Regions from separate parts of the Homo sapiens genome. Here regions 1, 2 and 3 are each linked to region 4. A link is a loop called in an ENCODE intact Hi-C map of the cell type or tissue named here. Cell type or tissue: PC-3. All regions are shown on one strand. Region 1 has its middle 51 kb from the start of RALBP1. Region 2 holds the start of NDUFV2 (NADH:ubiquinone oxidoreductase core subunit V2). Region 3 has its middle 38 kb from the start of TWSG1-DT. Region 4 overlaps RALBP1 (ralA binding protein 1).

What was found. A loop is a pair of places that touch in the nucleus more often than their neighbours do. Peaks named below come from ENCODE experiments on the same cell type or tissue, not always from the same donor. Only the 100,000 strongest peaks of a DNase experiment are listed, where the experiment ranks them.
Region 1: a loop joins it to region 4, with 7 times the contacts of the local background. A loop is called at or near these places in 7 of 110 quality-filtered maps.
Region 2: it touches region 4 in a loop (11-fold over the local background); 2 of 110 quality-filtered maps call a loop at or near these places.
Region 3: it touches region 4 in a loop (7-fold over the local background); 4 of 110 quality-filtered maps call a loop at or near these places.

What each region holds. Positions count from the first base shown.
Region 1 is chr18:9,421,661-9,426,660 of GRCh38, forward strand. No RefSeq gene overlaps it. Among named protein-coding and RNA genes, the nearest start is that of RALBP1, 51 kb to the right of the region's middle. In PC-3, a CTCF peak has its summit at 1,951; a DNase peak (open chromatin) is centred at 1,331; H3K27ac peaks cover 2,016 bases.
Region 2 is chr18:9,100,717-9,105,716 of GRCh38, forward strand. NDUFV2 (NADH:ubiquinone oxidoreductase core subunit V2) reads left to right here and starts at 1,983. Exons shown (of 8, transcript NM_021074.5): 1 at 1,983-2,081. The coding sequence starts at 2,028. RefSeq lists a silencer at 1,711-2,070 and an enhancer at 2,343-3,052. In PC-3, CTCF peaks have their summits at 2,903 and 3,103; DNase peaks (open chromatin) are centred at 1,895 and 4,035; H3K4me3 peaks cover 4,173 bases; H3K27ac peaks cover 4,015 bases.
Region 3 is chr18:9,293,652-9,298,651 of GRCh38, forward strand. No RefSeq gene overlaps it. Among named protein-coding and RNA genes, the nearest start is that of TWSG1-DT, 38 kb to the right of the region's middle. In PC-3, no CTCF peak of the experiment used is centred here; a DNase peak (open chromatin) is centred at 2,800; H3K27ac peaks cover 345 bases.
Region 4 is chr18:9,511,700-9,516,699 of GRCh38, forward strand. RALBP1 (ralA binding protein 1) reads left to right here. Exons shown (of 10, transcript NM_006788.4): 2 at 1,292-1,590. The coding sequence starts at 1,347. Among named protein-coding and RNA genes, the nearest start is that of RALBP1, 39 kb to the left of the region's middle. In PC-3, a CTCF peak has its summit at 4,943 (motif pointing left); DNase peaks (open chromatin) are centred at 2,542 and 4,932; H3K4me3 peaks cover 758 bases; H3K27ac peaks cover 2,127 bases.

The DNA of each region.
Region 1 (5,000 bases), 90 kb before region 4:
GGTCCAATTTTAAATATTCACATTAAATAGGGATATTTACCCGGTTTATACTTGGCCAGATATTCTGTGAGGAGGAGCTCTGGGCTCGGGGGCCAGACCATCATTTAGTCCTAGCTCTGCTCCTTAATGACTGCAGATCCTTGGGCTGGTCACTTGGGATGCCTGAATCTCATTTATTTTATGCAAAATGAGGGTTATAAATATTCACCCTAAAGGAGGAGGAACAGTGAAATGTTGGATGTGAAGGCACCTTATAAACTGCAGTGCTGCACAAATGCCTCCTGAGCAGAAGGCAACCTGCCCCCAGTGAGCAGCTCAGAACAGAGTCCTGTCACACGCGTCCATGTGAAGAGAGTCCACCAAGAGGCTTTGTATGAGCAACAAGGCTGTTTATTTCAGTTGGGTGCAAATGGACTGAGTCCGAAAAGAGAGTCAGCAAAGGGAGATAAGGGTGGAGCAGTTTTATGGGATTTGGGTAGGTAACGGAAAATTACAGTTAAAGGTGGTTATCTCTTGCTGGCAGGGGCGGAGGTCACAAGGTACAGAGTGGGGAGATCATGAGACTCATTGGGGCGGGTGGGAGGTGGGGAGGGAAATGTCACAGGGTCGATTGATTAGTTGGGGTCAGGCAGGAACAAATCACAATGGTGGAATGTCATCTTTTGTGGTTCCTCAGTTGCTCCAGGCCATCTGGATGTATACGTGCAGGCCATAGGGGTTATGATGGCTTATCTTGGGTTCAGAGGCCTGACATTCCTGTCTTCTTATATTAATAAGAAAAACAAAACAAAATAGTGGTGAAGTGTTGGGGCAGTGAACATTTTGGGGGGTGGTATGGAGAGATAATGGGCGATGTTTCTCAGGGCCACTTCGAGCGGGATTAGGGGCGGCGTGGGAACCTAGAGTGGGAAAGATTAAACTGAAGAAAGATTTTGTGGTAAGGGGTGATATTGTGGGGTTATTAGAAGGAGGATTTGTGATATAGAATGATTGGTGATGGCCTGGATGTGGTTTTGAATGAATTGAGAAACTAAATGGAAGACACAAGGTCCAAATAAGAGAATGTTGTATATATAGTTTTGGTGCTGCAAAAGGAATAGCACTCAAATATAAAATTTTCTTTTTAATTCTCAGCAAGGCAAGTTACTTCTGTAGAAGGGTGAGCCCTTACAGATGAAGCAATGGTGAGTGCACACTTGGACAAGGGAGGGGAAGGGATTCTTATCCCTGACGCACCTGGCCCCTGCTGCTGTGTCGTTCCCCTATTGGCTGGGGTTAGACTGCACAGGCTGAACTAATTCCGATTGGCTAATTTAAAGACAGTGATGGGGTGAGTGCTTTGGCGGGAGTCAGGGCAGAGCAGGTAGCAGGTAATCTGAATGAGTCAGGGTGGAGCAGGTGATCGGAATGAGTCAGGGTGGCATAGGGAATCGGAATGAGTCAGGGTGGAGTAAGCAATCAAAAAAGGTTGCTTTACAAGGAAGTTAAGTTTAAAAGTAGAAGGCAAAGAATTGAACTTACTGACATATTAATTCTTTGAAAAGAAATTTAGAACTCATATCTAACAAGAAGGAGAAAAACAGGTATAAAGGACTAAGAATTGGGAGGGCCCAGGACATCCAATCAGAGAGTGCCCAAGGGAGTTCAGTGTAATTATTTGCTTGGTTGGCAAGCTTTTGGGCTCTATCCTTGAGTATTTTATGTTGTCATATACCAGGCCAGATTGATTTAGGTAAAAACAACACTCTTCATTTAGAAATATGCAGAGTCCTCCTTTTTCAGCAGTAAGTCAAGGCCTATTCCTGTCTTCTTATATTAACAATAAACAAAACAAAACAAAATAGTAGTGAAGTGTTGGTGACATGAGGGGAACAGGAAGCTGTTCAGTCCCATTTGCAAATTGATTTTTGGGGGTAAGGAAAACTAATGTACATGTGCCTGTCCAACCAGCAGGTGGACACACATAGGTGGAGGATCTACAGAGCTTCCTCCTTCCAAGAGACCTTGTGTAAGGCAAAACTGGAAATGTAAAGTGAAAAGATGAGAGGGAGCACCAAAAGAGGTGTCTTGCACCCAGACTCCTAGGGATCCAGTGAGGGCAGCAGCAGTTAGAGGTTGTAATGGGGATTGATGGGGCAACTGGGCAGAGGAGAAGGTTCAATTTTTATAGTATGTAGAGAAAGTTATGAGAACATAGTGTCTACAAGAAACCTTCCATTGTTATTCAGGGGTTGGGTATAAGTAAACAAGAAGGGGGGCTGGGAGGAGAGTCCAAAGAACAAGGGGAAGGTAGCCAAGGATGGAGTGAAATGCAGGACAAATGTCTTAAAGGAAATGAGAGGTTCTAAGAGGCGGGCTAGTGGCTTGTAACCCACATGGAACAGGTTATGAAAGGACAATAGAATGGAATGAGCCTGTGAGGCTGGAAGGAGGAATTTTCCTTGGTCCAAGAACTATTTGCCTTGAGTGGGGATGGATTGATAGGTGGAAACTTCAGCGGGAGAGTAAGTAGAAGTGACTGATGAGAAGGAGAAAAACTGGCCGTGAGGACAGAAGTAGGAATAATGGCTGCTTCATTAGCTGTCTTATCAGCATAATTGTTGCCTTGAGCAGTGGGGTCTGAGGCCCTTTGATGGCCTTTGCAGTGAATGACTCCAGCTTCCTTTGAAAGTAAAGCGGCCTTGAGAAGAGTTTTTATTAAAGAGACATTAATGATGGAGGACATTTGCATAGCGAGGAAACCTCTTTCAGCCCATATAACAGCACGGTGGTGCAGGATATGGAAGGCATATTTAGAGTCAGTATAAATATTGACACATAGTCCTTTTGCAAGAGTGAGGCTCGAGTTAAGGCAATGAGTTTGGCTTGCTGAGAGATGATGGAGTGGGGCAGAGTGGTAGCCTCAATTATAGATGTGGAAGATACTATAGCATAGCCTGCCTTTGCTGGTGAGTGGCGATTAGGCCTGGTGGAACTGCCATCAATAAACCAAGTGTGATCAGGGTGAGGAACAGGAAAGAAGGAAATATGGGGAAATGGAGTAAATGTCAGGTGGATCAGAGAGATACAGTCATGGGGGTCAGGTGTGGTATCAGGAATAATGTGGGAGGCCAGGTTGAAGTCTGGGCCAGGAAAAATGGCAATTGTGAGAGACTCAACAAAGAGTGAGTACAGCTGAAGGAGCCGAGGGTGGGGAGAGGGGAGCAGAAAGTATATCCATCAGGCGTGAGGAAGAAAATAGATTTTGAAAGTTATGAGAACAGTAGAGAGTGAGTTGAGCATAGTTTGTGATTTTGAGGGCCTCTAAAAGTATTAGAGCAGCAGCAGCCACCTCATGCAGACATGAGGGCCAGCCTAAAACGGTAAGGTCAAGTTGGACAAAAAGGCTACAGGGCACAGTCCTGATCCTTGTGTAAGAATTCCGACTGCACAGCCCTGCACTTTGGCTGTTTGTAATGAAAAAGTTGGGATGAGTCAGGGAGAGCTAATATGGGAGCAGTCTCTAGAGCTGCTTTTAAGGAATGGAAAGAGGAGTGGAGAAAGGATTTAGGATGTATGGGGTCAGATAGGTTTTCCTTTGTGAGTTTATATAATGGTTTTGTTAGGATGGCAAAACCAGGTATCCAAAGGCGAAAGTATCCAACCATGCCCAGGGAGGAAAGGAGTTGCTGCTTTGTAGAAGGGGTTGGGGTTTGAGAGATCAGCCAGACACAATCGGCAGGGGGAGTATGTGTGTTTTCATGAAGAGTTATGCCAAGGTAGGTAATGGATGGAGAAGAAATTTAAGCTTTGGAGGGGGATACCTGATATTCCTTGGAGAATAAATGTTGAAGGAGCAGAAGGGTATCTTGTTGAGAAGATTCAAGGGAGGGGCTACGAAGTAGAAGGCCATCAATATATTGAATAAGGTGAGAAGCAGAGGGGTGGAAAGAAAGTAAATCATAAGAAATAGCTTGGCTGAAGTAATGAGGGCTGTCCCTGAAGCCTTGTGGCAGTACCACCCAGGTAAGCTGCTGGGACTGATGGGTATCAGGGTCAGTCCAGGTAAAAGCAAAGAGAGGCTGGGATGAGGGGTTCAGGGGAATAGTGAAAAAAGCATCTTTAAGATCAAGAATGGAATAGTGAGTTGTGGAGGAAGGTATTGAGGACAAAATAGTGTATGGGTTGGGCACCACAGGGTGGATAGGCAAAACAATTTGGTTGATAAGGTGCAGATCCTGAACTAACCTGTAAGACTTGTCCAGTTTTGGGACAGGTAAAATGGGGGAATTGTAAGGAGAGTTTATAGGCTTTAGAAGCCCGTGCTGTAGCAGGCAACTGATAACAGGTTTCAGTCCCCTTAAAGCCTGCTGTGGGATGGGATACTGGCATTAAGTGGGGTAAGGGTGATTAGGTTTTAATGGGATAGTAATGGGTGTGTGATTGGTTGCCAGGGAGGGAGGAGAGGTGTCCCATACTTTTTGGTTAAAGTTGGGGGATACAAGAGGAAGATGCAAAGGAGGCTTTGGGTTGGGGAGAAGGGTGGCAATGAGATGTGGCTGTAGTCCAGGACTATGGAATATGTTTGAAATGTTTCATAATGAAAAATTTAAATAATAAACATTTAATTTGTTTAAAAGTACAGTTAAAATGATTAGTCATAAACTGCAAACATTTGCTTGATTTCACCTTTTGCTTGAAAATTGTGTCACCATAGGCTAGGCACAGTGGCTCATGCCTGTAATCCCAGCACTTTGGGAGGTTGAGGCAGGCAAATCACAAGGTCAGGAGGTAGAGACCATCCTGGCTAACACGATGAAGCCCTGACTCTTCTAAAAGTACAAAAAATTAGCTGGGCATGGTGGTGGGCGCCTGTAGTCCCAGCTACTCAGGAGGCTGAGGCAGGAGAATCACTGAACCCAGGAGATGGAGATTGAAGTGAGCCGAGATCATGCCACTGCACTCCAGCCTGGGCGACAGAGCGAGACTCCGTCTCAAAACAAAAAAGAAAGAGAAAGAAA
Region 2 (5,000 bases), 410 kb before region 4:
TGTAGCGAAAAGCACTCTCACCGATACACATAGAAACAAGCATAATTCTGACCTAAGACAAATAGAAATGAGCATAATTCTAACCCTTTTAGGTAGGCAGAATATTTGCACTATGGGCAAGATTTTCATTCAGACAACAAATATTTATTGAATGCCTTCTACTTGCCAAGTATAGTGCAAGTTGCTGAACCAAACAATATAGGAAGGGCAGGTTTCTCCATCCATGGAGGTTATAATCTGGTCGTAAATGTAGTAGTGAAAGTGCGGGCAGGCATATTTTGGGACGGTATCTTGAGGACTAATCTGGATTGGGAGTCAGAGAATGCCCTAATAAAATCCAGTAAAAGCATGCATTACAGATTCAAAAAGAATCCATATAATGTCTATCTCATCCATCAAGTATTTGTGACATGTTTTGGCTTTAGTTGTATAAGAACAGTAAGTATGTGCACAATAGTGTTAGGTGTATAAGTATTTTTATTTTTTATTTTTTATTTTTGAGACGGAGTCTCGCTCCGTCGCCCAGGCTGGAGTGCAGTGGCGCGATCTCGGCTCACTGCAAGCTCCGCCTCCCGGGTTCACGCCATTCCCCTGCCTCAGCCTCCCGAGTAGCTGGGACTACAGGCGCCTGCCACCATGCCCGGCTAATGTCTTGTATTTTCAGTAGAGACGGGGTTTCACCGTATTAGCCAGGATGGTCTCGATCTCCTGACCTCGTGATCTGCCCACCTCAGCCTCCCAAAGTGCTGGGATTACAGGCGTGAGCCACGCGCCCGGCCAGGTGTATAAGTATTTAGGTAACTTTATAACAAAATACATTTACATTAAGGGCCAGACTGTCTTTTCCTTTTAAAGGGAAATACTGAAGCTAATTTAGGAGAGGCAAACTAACATAAAATATAAGGCAAAGGAGTGGGAACCAAGGCATTTGGTATCTATTTCTAGCTCACTGGGCAGCAGTCCTCTGTGTCTTGAATTCTGTGATTTGCGAAATATGATTCATAGGGGTTGCAATGGAATATTTCTGAGTTTTTAAACTAATGAGGGATAAATTTTTAAAATCCCTGTGCTGCTGTGAATGTTCTAGAAATTATTCACAAGTTTATTATAGCAAAGAAAATGGGCAAAAGGAAGGGGGTGGGTACAGGACGTGACACTCCAGAAAAGAAGGCAGTGACGTAAAAAATCAAGAGGAAGTCCACACCAGGAAATAGTGCTGTGCACATTAGAGCTGTTACTGAATAAATACTTGTTGGAATTTCCAGAGATAACCAAACAAACATGAAGAAGGAAGTGGGTTTTTTTTTCAGCTTTATTATGGAAAATATCTAATATGTACAAAAGTACCGAGAATAGTAAATAAGAACGACCATGCAGCTTCTATGGCCTTACTTAACGGCCAACTTGCTTTATTTTTCACCTCCCGCTCCCCACTATTCTCAAGCAAATTCCAGACATCATACCATTTAACCCCTAAATATGTCGCACATATCTCTAATGCAAAAGATTGGGAACCAAGACATTTGGTGTCTATGGCTAGCACACTGGATAGCAGCCCTCTGTGTCTTGAATTCGTAACATGTAGAATAAGATTTATAGTGGGTTGCAACCCGACTTTATTTTTAACTAACAGCAATATAAGAGGAGGTGGCTAATCCTCACAAGGCTCTCCATGAGGGAAGCTCACCCCTATAAATCCAGGCGGGCGCTTCGTTACCCAGGAGCCCAAGGTGCAGCTCCGGGACGCTTCTTTTCAAGGCCGGGACCCCTGCAGCGGCCCGTAGGACACCTCCCTTTCCGAGCACGGACTGGTCCCCGCCCCTCCCCCGGGAAGTCTCCGCCCACAGGGCCCCAGCAGCCCCCGCGCGCCCTCGCTCCCTCCCGTCAGCCCCCGCCCCTCGGCGAAGGGAGCGGCGTGCCGTCCGGGTCGCCTAGGCCTGGGGTCGGGAGCGCGCACGCTGTGCGCCCTGGGCGCGCTCGGGATTCTCGCCTGGCGCGGCTGGGGAAGGTGAACAGTGTGGCCCGCCATGTTCTTCTCCGCGGCGCTCCGGGCCCGGGCGGCTGGCCTCACCGCCCACTGGGTAAGGAGGCTCAAGCTGAGCCCGGCGCTGCCGCCGCCCTTCTCTTGCTCTCCGTGTCTCCCTTAGTTTTGGGCGCAGGAGAGCCCTGGGCTCTGCACGGGCCTGCAGGCGGCGGCAAGGACACTGCGGCCTTAGCCCTCTTAGGGAGGCCGCTGCAGCCCCACCGTGAGAAGCCCCGAGGGAGGGTTGCCATACTGGGAAGTGTACTCCTAGTTTGGTCGAGGAGGACAGAAAAGAGGGGCTGCTTGGTGATATATATATATATGTTTGTTTGTTTTTGCTGTTTTGCTGTAGCGCAGAATCTAGGCCTGCTCTGGCCAGATCAGTTTCGAAGACCGTCGCTCCGAAGGAGGCACCTCTCGTTTCAAGCCTAGTGACCTCGATGCTTTTAGGTTGCAGCATACTGGAGAGCTCTGGCTTGCTTCGTGAAGGCTTAGGGAGAACTTCATTAGGGCTGGAAAAGGGTGGCCAATGTTTGATTTACTGCAGTTGTGCTTTGCATATCGGAAATGCTGGCTAAATAAACGGTATCAAACTAACTCTGAAAGAACGGCGCCGCAAATAACAGCACCCAATTAAAGAACCACAGGATTTTAGAGATTAAATGATCTTTTTGAGATCCAAGTACATCTCATGGTAGGCAAGGAAATTGAATTGCAGAGAAGTTGAAACACTCCTTCACGTTAATCTAAAAATGCAGATTTCCAGAAATGTCGATTATAACAACAGGGCCTGTTACACAAGTAATACTGGAAAGAAGCCTTAGTTTTGTTTGTTTTCTAAGAGTGAAATAGGTTAAGTCAGTTCTCAGCAAGAGGGAGCTAGTGTATATTCATTGAGAATGAATTCAGGGCTTTAGAGTTAGACTCGAGTTTGGATGTTAGCTTAACTGCCTTTTGTGGCTCTATGACTTTGTGCTGTTAATCTTCCTCAGTTTCTTCAGTTGTAAAATGGGAATATTCCTTTTTGCAGAGTTCAGTCTTTCAATAAACATTTGAAGTCTTACTGTACGTCATGCACTGCTGAGCTCTAGTTAACAGTGTGGATAATAATGATAGTCATTTGATAACTGTTTTCTGTATGCCAAGCACCGAGTTAAATATCTACATTCCACATCTCATTTTTGAGGCTGGTATTACTTTTTCCTCATATTACAGATAAGGAAAAGATTTAGACAGTTCCCGTTCTTTTGGAATTGATAGTCTCATGTAAGAGGAACTTTAAGGTTGAGACAATGTAAAAGTACAGTGTTAGAGAGATGAATAGGGTCATCCAATGTGGTTTCAAGGTGCATAAGATTTTTCCTGAAGGTAATACTAACAGATTGGGCATGGGGTCCGAGGGTATTCTAGGTGGAAAGGACAACTTAAAGTCTTGTTGGCAAGAAAAAGATCGGTATGTATGAGAAGCCACCCTCTGCTGTTGGAGGTAAGGTGTGTTCCCAAATGAAATAAGGGAGAGACAGGGGCCAGATATTGGAGCTCCTGGCGTGCCATACTAAAGAATTTGATTTTAGAGGCCGTCAGGAGTCAGTGAAAGGTTTTAAAGTAGAGGAATAAGATGTGGTTTCTGTTTTGGATAGGTCACTGGATAGGACTGAGGGTGGAATGGGTTTGATTTGGACCCAGAAACAGGGAGACTAAGTAGATAAGAGGCTCTTGCAGAATGCTAGGTGAAAGATGATGAGGATCAGACATGGTAGAAAGAAAAGAAATTAGAGTGCTTGTAGATTTTGTTTCTTTTGTTTTTGAGGCAAAGGGGCTAGAAGTATAAATTGAAAAGCAGTTTTAATGAAAAAGAACAACTTGAGGTAGTGGAGGACCATTGTAATCCAGGTTTAATGTTTCTGGAACTCTCTTTCTCTCCCTCCCTCCTTCCTTCCTTCTCTCTCTCCATCCGTCTCCCCTTCTCCCTCCCCCTTCCACCCTCCCCCCTTTTTTAAACAAATAGTACCTGATATGCACTATGTACACAATAAATATTTGAGTTGATGAATAAGTTTAATTTTTATTACACACGTCATACGTGTGTAGAAAAAACAATACTGAGACTAGCAAGTAGAGTAAGCTCAAAAAATAAAAATCATCCATTGTCTTGTCAACCTGGAAATTACCATTGTTAACATTTTGATGTCTACACATAACAGACCTTACAGACAATTTGTTTCTACAAAAATGGAAAGGTATTTATACTGTTTGGTAGCCTGCTCTTTTGTAATGTATTCTGAACAGCTTTCCTTATCAGTAGACATTTCTATACTGTCATTTTAATGCTACATAGCATTCCATTGTGAGGATGTTCTATTACTTATACAACCAGGCCCTTCTAACCTTTCACAAGTAGTGAGATTTCACATTAAACCTAGCAAGTATCAAGAAAAGTACAAGAAAAGTCTACCTAAGTTCCTTTCCTAAATGAGAAACCTTTAAAGATTATTTACGCTTTCAAAGAAATTGCCTAATCTAATTTCTGCTTTGCTAGCTGCCATTCTCTTGACGAGGCTTTTCAGCTCATCATTGCTTAAAATATGGCTAGAATTAAGTATTAGTTTGTGTGATCTTGAGCCATCTTAATCTCTTTGAGCCTCATTTTTCTTTTCTGTAAACTGAGATAATACCTCATAGGTGATTGTAGTAATTGACTAAAAGTTATAAATTATGGAGTAATAGATAATCAGAATAAGTTTATTCCCTTCTTCAGTAATTGCCCATGGTTTTTCTGTAATGTTGATGCCACTTTAGAACTTATCACTGCCTCATTCCCAAGCTGCTATTGTAGTTTCGAAGGTGAGAGGGTTGTGGTGGCATTTTCAATTACAGATGCTCCTTTACTTACAATGAGATGACATCCTGATTAAACCCATTGTAAATTGAAAGTATGTAAATTTCAGTTTACAGTGGGGTTATCTGGACTTAATCG
Region 3 (5,000 bases), 220 kb before region 4:
CACTGCAACCTCTGCCTCCCAGGATCAAGCAATTCTCCTGCCTCAACCTCCTGAGTAGCTGGGACTACAGGCATGCACCACCACATCTGGCTAATTTTTTGTATTTTTAGTGGAGACAGGGCTTCGCCATTTTGGCCAGGTTGGTCTTGAACTCCTGACCTCAGGTGATCCGCCCAGCTCAGTCTCCCAAATTGCTGGGATTACAGGTGTGAGCCACCGTGCCTGGCCAGGTTTTTGCATTTCTGACAACTGATGGCTCCACCTGGATCTACCAACTGGCCCTGCAGCCCCACCCAGAAGTAGACTCAGCACATGAGAACCATTTTCCACACCCATGCAACTGTATCCCCAACCAGTCAGCAGCACTCATTCCCTTGTCTGCCAAACTATCACTGAAAAACCCTAGCCTCTGAATTCAGAGACGCTGATTTGAGTCATAATAAAACTCTGGTATCCCATAAAGAGTTTAATTCATGCAGCCATCTCTGTGTGAATTAAACTCTTTCTCTGTTGCAATTCCCCTGTCTTGATAAATTGGCTCTATATGGGCAGTGGGCAAAATGAATCTATTGGGTGGCCATACTATAATTTTACTCTATTTTTACTCTGAAAATCAAGAGCTATTAGAAAACTCTATCTGTCAGGATAGAGAAAAGAGACTACCATTGCTACACAGTCTGGATTAGGAGAATATCTGGGAATTCATCTGCTTTTTGCACAAATTCACCAATCTGAAATACTGATTCTACCATGGTATTAAAGTTGAATAGATATGAATGTGTTTTAGGATTCGCTCTATTTAATCTATTTGTTTGCTACCAATATGAAATCATTTTTATATGTCATATAAAATGATTTTTATATGACATATAAAAAATATAAAAGAAATATTTATATATTCTTTTATGTGTCAGTTCAATACGACCCTTTTTTAAAAAAAATCTCATGCCTGTTCCTAAATATTCAGTCTTCAGTTGAAATTTTAAATCAACTTGTTCAAATTAAAAAAAAAAAAAAGTACATTAGGATTGTTTGAAGCATCCATGAGAGTCCATGGGCACTTGCCATCTCCTACAAAAGAAATGTAAATTTTAAATGGAAAATTAAGAAAACATAAGGCCTGGCACAGTGGCTCATGCTTGTAATCCCAGCACTTTGGAAGGCTGAGGCAGGTAGATCACCTGAGGTTGGGAGTTCAAGACCAGCCTGACCAACATGGAGAAACCCCATCTCTACTAAAAATACAAAATTAGCTGGGCGTGGTGGCACATGCCTGTAATCCCAGCTACTCGGGAGGCTGAGGCAGAAGAATTGCTTGAACCTGGGAGGTGGAGGTTGCAGTGAGCCGAGATCACGCCATTGCACTCCAGCTTGGGCAACAAGAGCGAAACTCCGTCTTAAAAAAGAAAGAAAGAAAGAAAACATAAATAGGTGAACCAGGAGTTCCATTATAAATAGAGTAGTCATTACAGAGACTGTGCATAGAAACAGGGAAAGGATAATTTTTTTTTAAAGGAGACAAAAGGCTGGCCATGGTGACTCACGCCTGTAATCTCAGCACCTTGGGAGGCTGAGGCGGGTGCATCACTTGAGCTCAGGAGTTCAAGACCAGCATGAGCAATGTGGCAAAACCCTATCTCTACCAAAAAATTTTAAAAATTAGATGAGTGTGGTGGTGTACACCTGTATTCCCACCTACTCAGGAGGCTGAGGCGGGAGAATCGCTTTAGCCCAGGAGGTCGAGGCTGCTGTGAGCTGTGATCGCACCACTGCACTCCAGCCTGGGTGACAGAACAAGACTCTTTGTCACACACACACACACACACACACACACACACACACACACACACACACACACAAAGACAAAGAAAAAATAATTATTAGCTTAATAAAGATCTGAGTGTTCAGGTCTACAGGGCTTAATGGCAAATGGAAATAATGCAAAGACATATACCTAGCTAGGCTCACCTTGATGACATTTCTAAACCCTAAAGAGAAAATTCTAAAACCATCTGGGGAGAAAGAGCAGATAAACTACAAAGAATGAGCATGAAATCAGCTCATAGACTTCTCATCTAAAACAGGATGCTAAAAGGCAATGGAATAATAATAGCAAGTGAGTCGGGCACAGTGGCTCATGCCTGTAATCCCAGCACTTTGGGAGGCCGAGGTGGGCAGATCACCTGAGGTTGGGAGTTCAAGACAGCCTGGCAAACATGGTGAAACCCCACCTCTACTAAAAATACAAAAATTAACTAGGGCGTGGTGGCACACGTCTGTAATCCCAGCTACTCAGGAGGCTGAGGCAGGAGAATCACTTGAACCTGGGAAGTGGAGGTTGCAGTGAGCTGAGATCACACCACTGCACTCCAACCTGGGAGACAGAGCGAGACTCAGTCTCAAAAAAAAAAAAGAAAAAAGAAAAAAGAAAAAAAAATAGCAAGCATATCTATATGTATATGGTTGCTGTTATATCCATCAGCACTATTATAAGCACTTTATTATATTAACTTATTTTATCCTTACAACAAACCTATGAGATAGGATTACTCTTATTATGCTGCCCCTTTTACAGCTGAAGAAACTGAGGCACAGAGGGGTTAAATAGCTTGCTGAAGAGTACACATTACCCAGCTAAAAAGTGGCTGAGTTAGATTCAAACATAGGCAGTCTGGCTCCAGAGTGTGTGATAATAACTATGCTCTATGGCCTCTAGTGGAAAGTCTTCAAAGTTCTGAAAGGCTTTTTGTATTAGATTTCTATTGCTGCTACACTAGTATCAAATTACTACATATCAAATTACTAATAAACTGGGCATAGTGGCATGAGCTTGTAATTCTAGCTACTTGGAAGGCCGAGATGGGAGTATTGCTTGAAGTCAGAAATTTGAGACCAGCCTGGGCAACACAGCAAGTCTCTAAACAAAAACGAACAAACAAAAATTACTAATAACAAATTACTATAAATTTAGCAGGTTAAAACAACACACTGGGTCTGGTGCAGTGGCTCATGCCTATAGTCCCAGTGAGAGGTGACAACATGCTAGTAGCCCTTGCTCGCTCTCAGCCCTCCTTGGCCTCAGAGTCCACTCTGGCCATGCTTGAGGAGCCCGTCAGCCTGCCGCTGCACTGTGGGAGCCCCTCTCTGGGCTGGCCGTGGCTGCAGCTGGCTCCCTCTGCTTGCAGGGAGGTGTGGAGGGAGAGGCACAGGCAGGAACCAGCGCTGCGCATGGCACTCATGGGCCAGTGCAAGTTCCAGGTGGGCGCTGGCTCGCGAACCCATTCCAGGGCGCCCTGCCCTTCACAAAGAAAACTTTCCTCTGGGCTCCTGCCGGCTTCTCCCGGATCTGTCGCAGGCTCGGTGGGCCCCACACTCAGAGCGGCCGGCTGGTGCCACTGGCCCCAGGCAGTGAGGGGATTAGCACCCGGGCCAGCAGATGCAGAGGGTGCACCGGGTTCCTCAGCACTGCCCGCCGGCCCACGCCGCACTGGAATTCTCGCCGGGCCTCAGCTGCCTCCCCGTGGGGCAGGGCTCGGGATCTGAAGCCCGACATGCCTGAGCCCCCCAACCCCTGCCCTGTGGGCTCCCTCGCAGCCTGAGCCTCCCCGACGGGTGCCACCCCTGCTCCGCGGCCCCGTCCCATCGACTGCCCGAGGGCTGAGGAGTGCAGGCACGGGGCACAGGACTGGTGGGCTGCTCCGCCTGTGGCCCTGGTGGGCAGGTGATCCACTAGGGGAAGCCAGCTGGGCTCCTGAATCAGGTGGGGACTTGGAGACCTTTTCTGTCTAGTGGGAGGATTGTATATGCACCAATCAGCACTCTGTGTCTAGCTCAGGGTTTGTGGATGCACCAATCAGCACCCTGTATCCAGCTAATCCAGTGGGGACTTGGAGAACTTTTATGTCTAGCTAAAGGTTTGTAAATACACCAATCAGCACTCTGTGTCTAGCTAAAGGTTTGTAAATGCACCAATTGGTGCTCTGTGTCTAGCCAATCTAGTGGGGACTTGGAGAACTTTAATGTCTAGCTAGAGGATTGTAAATGCACCAATCAACACTCTGTGTCTAGCTAGAGGATTGTAAACGCACCAATCAGCACCCTGTCAAAATGGACCAATCAGCTCTCTGGAAAACGGATCAATCAGCTCTCTGTAAAATGGACCAATCAGCAGGATGTGGGTGGGGCTCCATAAGGGAATAAAAGCAGGCTGCCCCAGCCCCAACGGCAACCCGCTCAGGTCTGCTTCCACACTGCAGAAGCTGTGTTCTTTTGCTTTTTGCACTAAATCTTGCTGCTGTTCACTCTTTGGGTCCACACCGCCTTTATGAGCTGTAACACTCACTGTGAAGGTCTGCAGCTTCACTCTTGAAGCCAGCGAGACCACAAACCCACCGGGAGGGACGAACAACTCCAGACAGGAGCAACAAACAACTCCAGATGCGCTGCTTTTAAGAACTGTGACACTCACTGCGAAGGTCTGCAGCTTTACTCCTGAAGCCAACAAGACCATGAACCCACCAGAAGGAAGAAACTCCAGACACATCTGAACATCTGAAGGAACAAAGTCCAGACACATCATCATTAAGAACTGTAACACTCACCGCGAGGGTCCACGGCTTCATTCTTGAAGTCAGCGAGACCAAGAATCCACCAATTCCGGACACACCAGCATTTTGGGAGGCAAAGGCAGATGGGCTCAAGGAGGATTGCCTGAGCCCAGGAGTTCAAGACCAGCCTGAGCAACATGGCAAAACCCTGTCTCTACAAAAATACAAAAATTAGCTGGACTTGGTGGTGCATGCTGGTAGTCCCAGCTACTCGGGAGGCTGAGGTGGCAGGATTGCTTCAGCCCAGGAGGTTGAGGCTGCAATGAGCTGTCATTTCACCACTGCACTTCAGCCTGGGTGACAGAGTGAGACCCTGTCTCAACTAAAAAAAAAAAAAACTCTTCTGGAGGCCAAAGTCTGGCACAGCATGGCTGTGTTCTCTGAGATCTCTCA
Region 4 (5,000 bases):
GGTTCTCTTAATTTGTTGCTATTTTCATTAATTTGTTAATAACTCTTTGCTTTTTAAAGAAATTACCTCTCCCAATTTGCAACTTTTTTTTTTCCACATTTGCTTGTCCTTTGACTTTATTTATGGTCTCAGAATTGTCACTTATGGCTTGTGGATTTTTTAAATTGTAAAGTTAACATTTAAAGTGAGTGCAAAGAGAGGCCGGGCACGATGGCTCACACCTGTAATCCGAGCACTTTGGGAGGCCGAGGCGGGTGACTCACCTGAGGCCAGGAGTTCGAGACCAGCCTAACCAATATGGTGAAACCCTGTCTCTACTGAAAATACAAAAAATTAGCCGGGTGTGGTGGCAGGCACCTGTAATCCCAGCTACTCAGGAGGCTGAGGCGGGAGAATCACTTGAACCTGGGAGGCGGAGGTTGCAGTGAGCCGAGATTGCGCCATTGCATTCCAGCCTGGGCAACAAGAGCGAAATTCCATCTCTCAAAAAAAATAAAAAAAATAAATGAGCGCAAAGAGAAAAAGTGATTCTGATAGTATTTCAAATGAATATCATAATGACATTAAAGAGGAATAAGAATTAATCCAAGTAACTTTCAAACGCAGTACTTTGACTGTGTACCTACCATCCTAAAGAAGGGAGAAAATGCAAACAAATTTTGAACTCCTCTTACATTTGTCCTTTGTAGCATCTGTTGTAGTAAAACTATTTTGCATGTATTTTAGGATTGATTAAATGAGGGTTCCTTCATTTCTTTTAGCATAACTGCAGTACAAAAATATAGTTATTATCAATACATGAGCTGCATATAAAATTGCATGCATCGTAGAATCAGTGGTCTGTAATTATATGAATCATTAAATATATCATTTTAATTATAAAATTTAATTATGATGTGAACTGTTCATATGTAGTTATAAAGTCGTCTTTGTAACTTATTTATAGTTGTTTAGTCATAAAGCAAAATAGTAAGATTTTATGTTGGGGAGCAGTCAAAATGAAGCACTTTAGAATGATGAGTGGTTTTTTTTTTTTAAGGAATTCCATATTCTACTTTGAGAACTCTACCTCTGATTTTCATTTGATTTATTTTTTGAATACTCGAAGATCCCAGTGCTTTCAACCCTGAGAACTGAAATGTGTGATGCATGGAATATATCTCGAGACAATAAAATGAAAGAGTTTTTTACAAGGGGGTTTGTGGAGAAAATATTTTTGATTTGTAAATGCTGTGGTGTTTTTGTTCCTTGGTGTTAGGTGACTCTGCTAATGTTTTTTCTCTTGGTGCAGGTGTAATGGATAGGTAACAGAGAAGACCTCGTCCCTTCCTAGTCAGGGCATCAGCATGACTGAGTGCTTCCTGCCCCCCACCAGCAGCCCCAGTGAACACCGCAGGGTGGAGCATGGCAGCGGGCTTACCCGGACCCCCAGCTCTGAAGAGATCAGCCCTACTAAGTTTCCTGGATTGTACCGCACTGGCGAGCCCTCACCTCCCCATGACATCCTCCATGAGCCTCCTGATGTAGTGTCTGATGATGAGAAAGATCATGGGAAGAAAAAAGGGAAATTTAAGAAAAAGGAAAAGAGGAGTAAGTGCCATTTTTTCCTATGCCTAGATATTTTTATTTTATTTTATTTTACTTTATTTTATTATTATTTTTTGGGACAGAGTCTTGCTCTGTTGCCCAGGTTGGAGTGCAGTAGCACAATCTCAGCTCACTGCAACCTCCGCCTCGAGGTTCAAGCAATTCTCATGTCTTAGTCTCCCGAATAGCTGGGACTACAGGCGTGCGCCACCATGCCCAGCTAATTTTTGTGTTTTTAGTAGAGACAGGGTTTTGCCGTGTTGGCCAGGCTGGTCTTGAACTCCTGACCTTAAGTGATCTACCCACCTCGGCCTCCCACAGTGCTGGGATTACAGGCGTGAGCCACTATGCCTGTCCTAGATATATTTTAAATAAACTTCCACTCTAATTACATGTACCAGCTGTCTTCTGGAAACATGTGAAGGCAGAGATTCTTGTTTGACTTTTCTGTTCTTTATTTTTCAGGGTCTCAGTTTTTGTATATTAGAGTTGTATTTTGGGATCTTAATCTCACAAATAAAAATACTGAGTTTCCAGAAATGGAAAAGTTTTCTAGCGGATATTTCCTGAAGTAATAACTCAAAATGATGTCTAGAAAGATATTAAGCTGGCCACAGTGGCTTACGCCTATAATCCCAGCACTTTGGGAGGCTGAGATGGGAGGATTGCTTGAAGTCAGAAGTTCAAGAGCCTGAGAAACAAAAATTTAAACCATTAGCTGAGCATGGTGATGTGTGCCTGTAGTCACAGCCGCTTAGGAGCCTAGGAGATTGAGGCTGCAGTGAGCTATGCTTGCACCACTGTAGTCCAGCCTGGGTGACAGAGTGAGACTCTGTCCTCTCCTCCGCTGACGCCCCACCCAAAAAAAGGTAGATACTGGAATTTTCCCCTTAAGGCATCTTACTTTTCTTGGGTAGGTCGTGTTCGCTATTTGGGATACACTTTTTTGGAACCTTCAATAAAGTAGCTATTTATCTTAAGCAAATACCATGATACATTCCATTTGAGGTCCTATTCAGTAGGGAGGATGAATCATTTGAGCGTGGCTTTTTAGTATGTTAAAAGCAAATAAAGTGAGTTATGTTAAGTATTCCTTATTTTGAACTTCATGACATTTTAAATTGATTTGTTTTTGAAGAATTACACAGAGTACACAAATTGTATACAACTTGATGAGTGGGTATGCCTGTGTAACCACTACAAGGATCTGGAAATAGAGCATTATCAATTTTCTTTTGTGCCTCTTTAAAGGGAATCACCTACCCCTCCCATAAGTAAACTTCTTTTATTGTTGATTGATGCTGCCTGATTTTAAACTTACGCATACTTCTATTTGTGTCTAGCTTCTTTTACCCAATATTATATGTTAAAAGTAAAACTTTTAGACAAACTAAATTTAATGGGTTTTTTTTCTTTTGTGTTTTTATTTTGAGACAGAGTCTTGCTCTGTTGCTCAGGCTGTAGTGCAATAGTGTGATCACGGGTCACTGCAACCTCTGCCTCCCAGGTTCAAGTGATTCTCCTGCCTCAGCCTCCCAAGTAGCTGGGATTACAGGCACCCGCCACCATGCCTGGCTAATTTTTGTATTTTTAGTAGAGACAGGGTTTCACCATGTTGGTGAGGCTGGTCTCAAACTCTTGACCTCAAGTGATCTGCCCACCTCAGCCTCCCAAAGTGCTGGGATTACAGGTGTGAGCCACCCTGCCTTGCCAGTTTAACAGAGTTTAATTGAGCAAAGAACGATTAGGGAATCCAGTAGCCCCTAAACCAGAATAGATTTAGAGCGACTCTGGGGCTGCCACATGGTCACGTAATATTTATGGACGGAAAATGTAAAGTGACACACAGAAAACAGAAGTGAGGTACATAAACAGCTGGATTGGTTATAGCATGGCATTAGCCTTATTTGAGCAGTTTGAACAGTTGCCCCCCTGTGATTGGCCAAAACTCTGTAATTGGTACAAGAGTAGATTACAGTCTGTGTACACATCCAGTTAGGTTACAGTTCCCTATGTTCGGAGAAACCTTTAGGCCAAACTTAAAATACATGAGGAGGCAGCTTTAACCTAACATGTTTGTTAGATTGATTCATGTTATTCCATGTGGCAGTAATTTGTTCATCTTTGCACTAGATATTGTTTCATTGCATTATATGTTAGAGTTTATTAATCTCTTCTACTTTTGTTGCTTGTTTGGGTGGTTTTCAGTTTTTGACTGTTATGAATAGTGCTTCTGTGGTGTACATGTTTTTGTATTTCTGTTATGTTTATGCCTGGGAGTGGAATTGCTCATTTGTAGGCCATGTGTATTTCAGCTTCAGTAGATCCCTGCAAAACAGTCTTCCAGAATGCTTGTACCAGTTTACCTTCTCACCAGCAATGTATGAATATTCCACTTGCTAAAGCATCATGGTATTTTGTCCTTAAGATTCTTGCCATTCTGGTTGGTGTGGGGTACATGGTATTTTAGTTAGAGGGTAACTTAGGAAATAGCTGTTATCTTTTATATAATAGCTTGCAAGGTAGCTAGCTAAGGAAAAGAATTAGGAGAGTTACAGATATTAAAAAAAAAAACAACAAAACCAAACTATGACAACTCTGACATGGTTGGTAAAGCAATTGGGCACATTTGTCAGTGTGTGAAAAACCAGAGGTTTCTGATGCAGGGAAGTGGGCCCAGTGGATTTGGCCACCATCTAAAGATGAGGGAATTTCTCAGTTCAATCCTCTACTTAAAAGAGTCTGCAGTTCCTGCTGCAGTCTCCATAAAGAACTTAGCAGCTGGTGACAGGAGAGTGAAGTGTCATAGGAGAATAACTGAAACACATAAACAGTAGTGCAGTTCGTCATTCTCTGAGATTGCCTAAAGTTATAGGCTAGGCAGCACTTAGCTGGAAAAGCTAGGGTAGGTAAAGTGAACACAGGTTGAGTATCCCTATTCCGAAAATCCAAAATGCTACAAAATCTGAATCTTTTTGAGCACTGGCATGACACTTGGAGGAAATGCTCATTGGAGCATTTTGGATTTCAGATTTTTTGGGTTAGAGATGTTGAACTGGTATAATGCAAATATCCAGAAAAATCTGAAATTTGAAACACTTCTGGTCTCAAGTATTTCAGATAAGGGATACTCAACCCGTAGTATGTTAGAGGACACGACTCACGTGATGAAAGGATGCTCGGTCTACTTTAGAAAAGGATTCATTCCATTAGCCCTCTATGTAGAGCCTTTCAGGTGTATCTCTAATGTTTGGTTTGCCTGAATTCCACTTACACACATATGTAATATAAACCCTGTTTCCCCTCCTAATATTGTAAGGATGGTAACTGCTATCTATTTGTCCCCCTCTTGTGGTCAAGAGATGTCACTGCAACATCTCTTTTTGAGAAGAAACCCATTTCTTTGCTGGGAG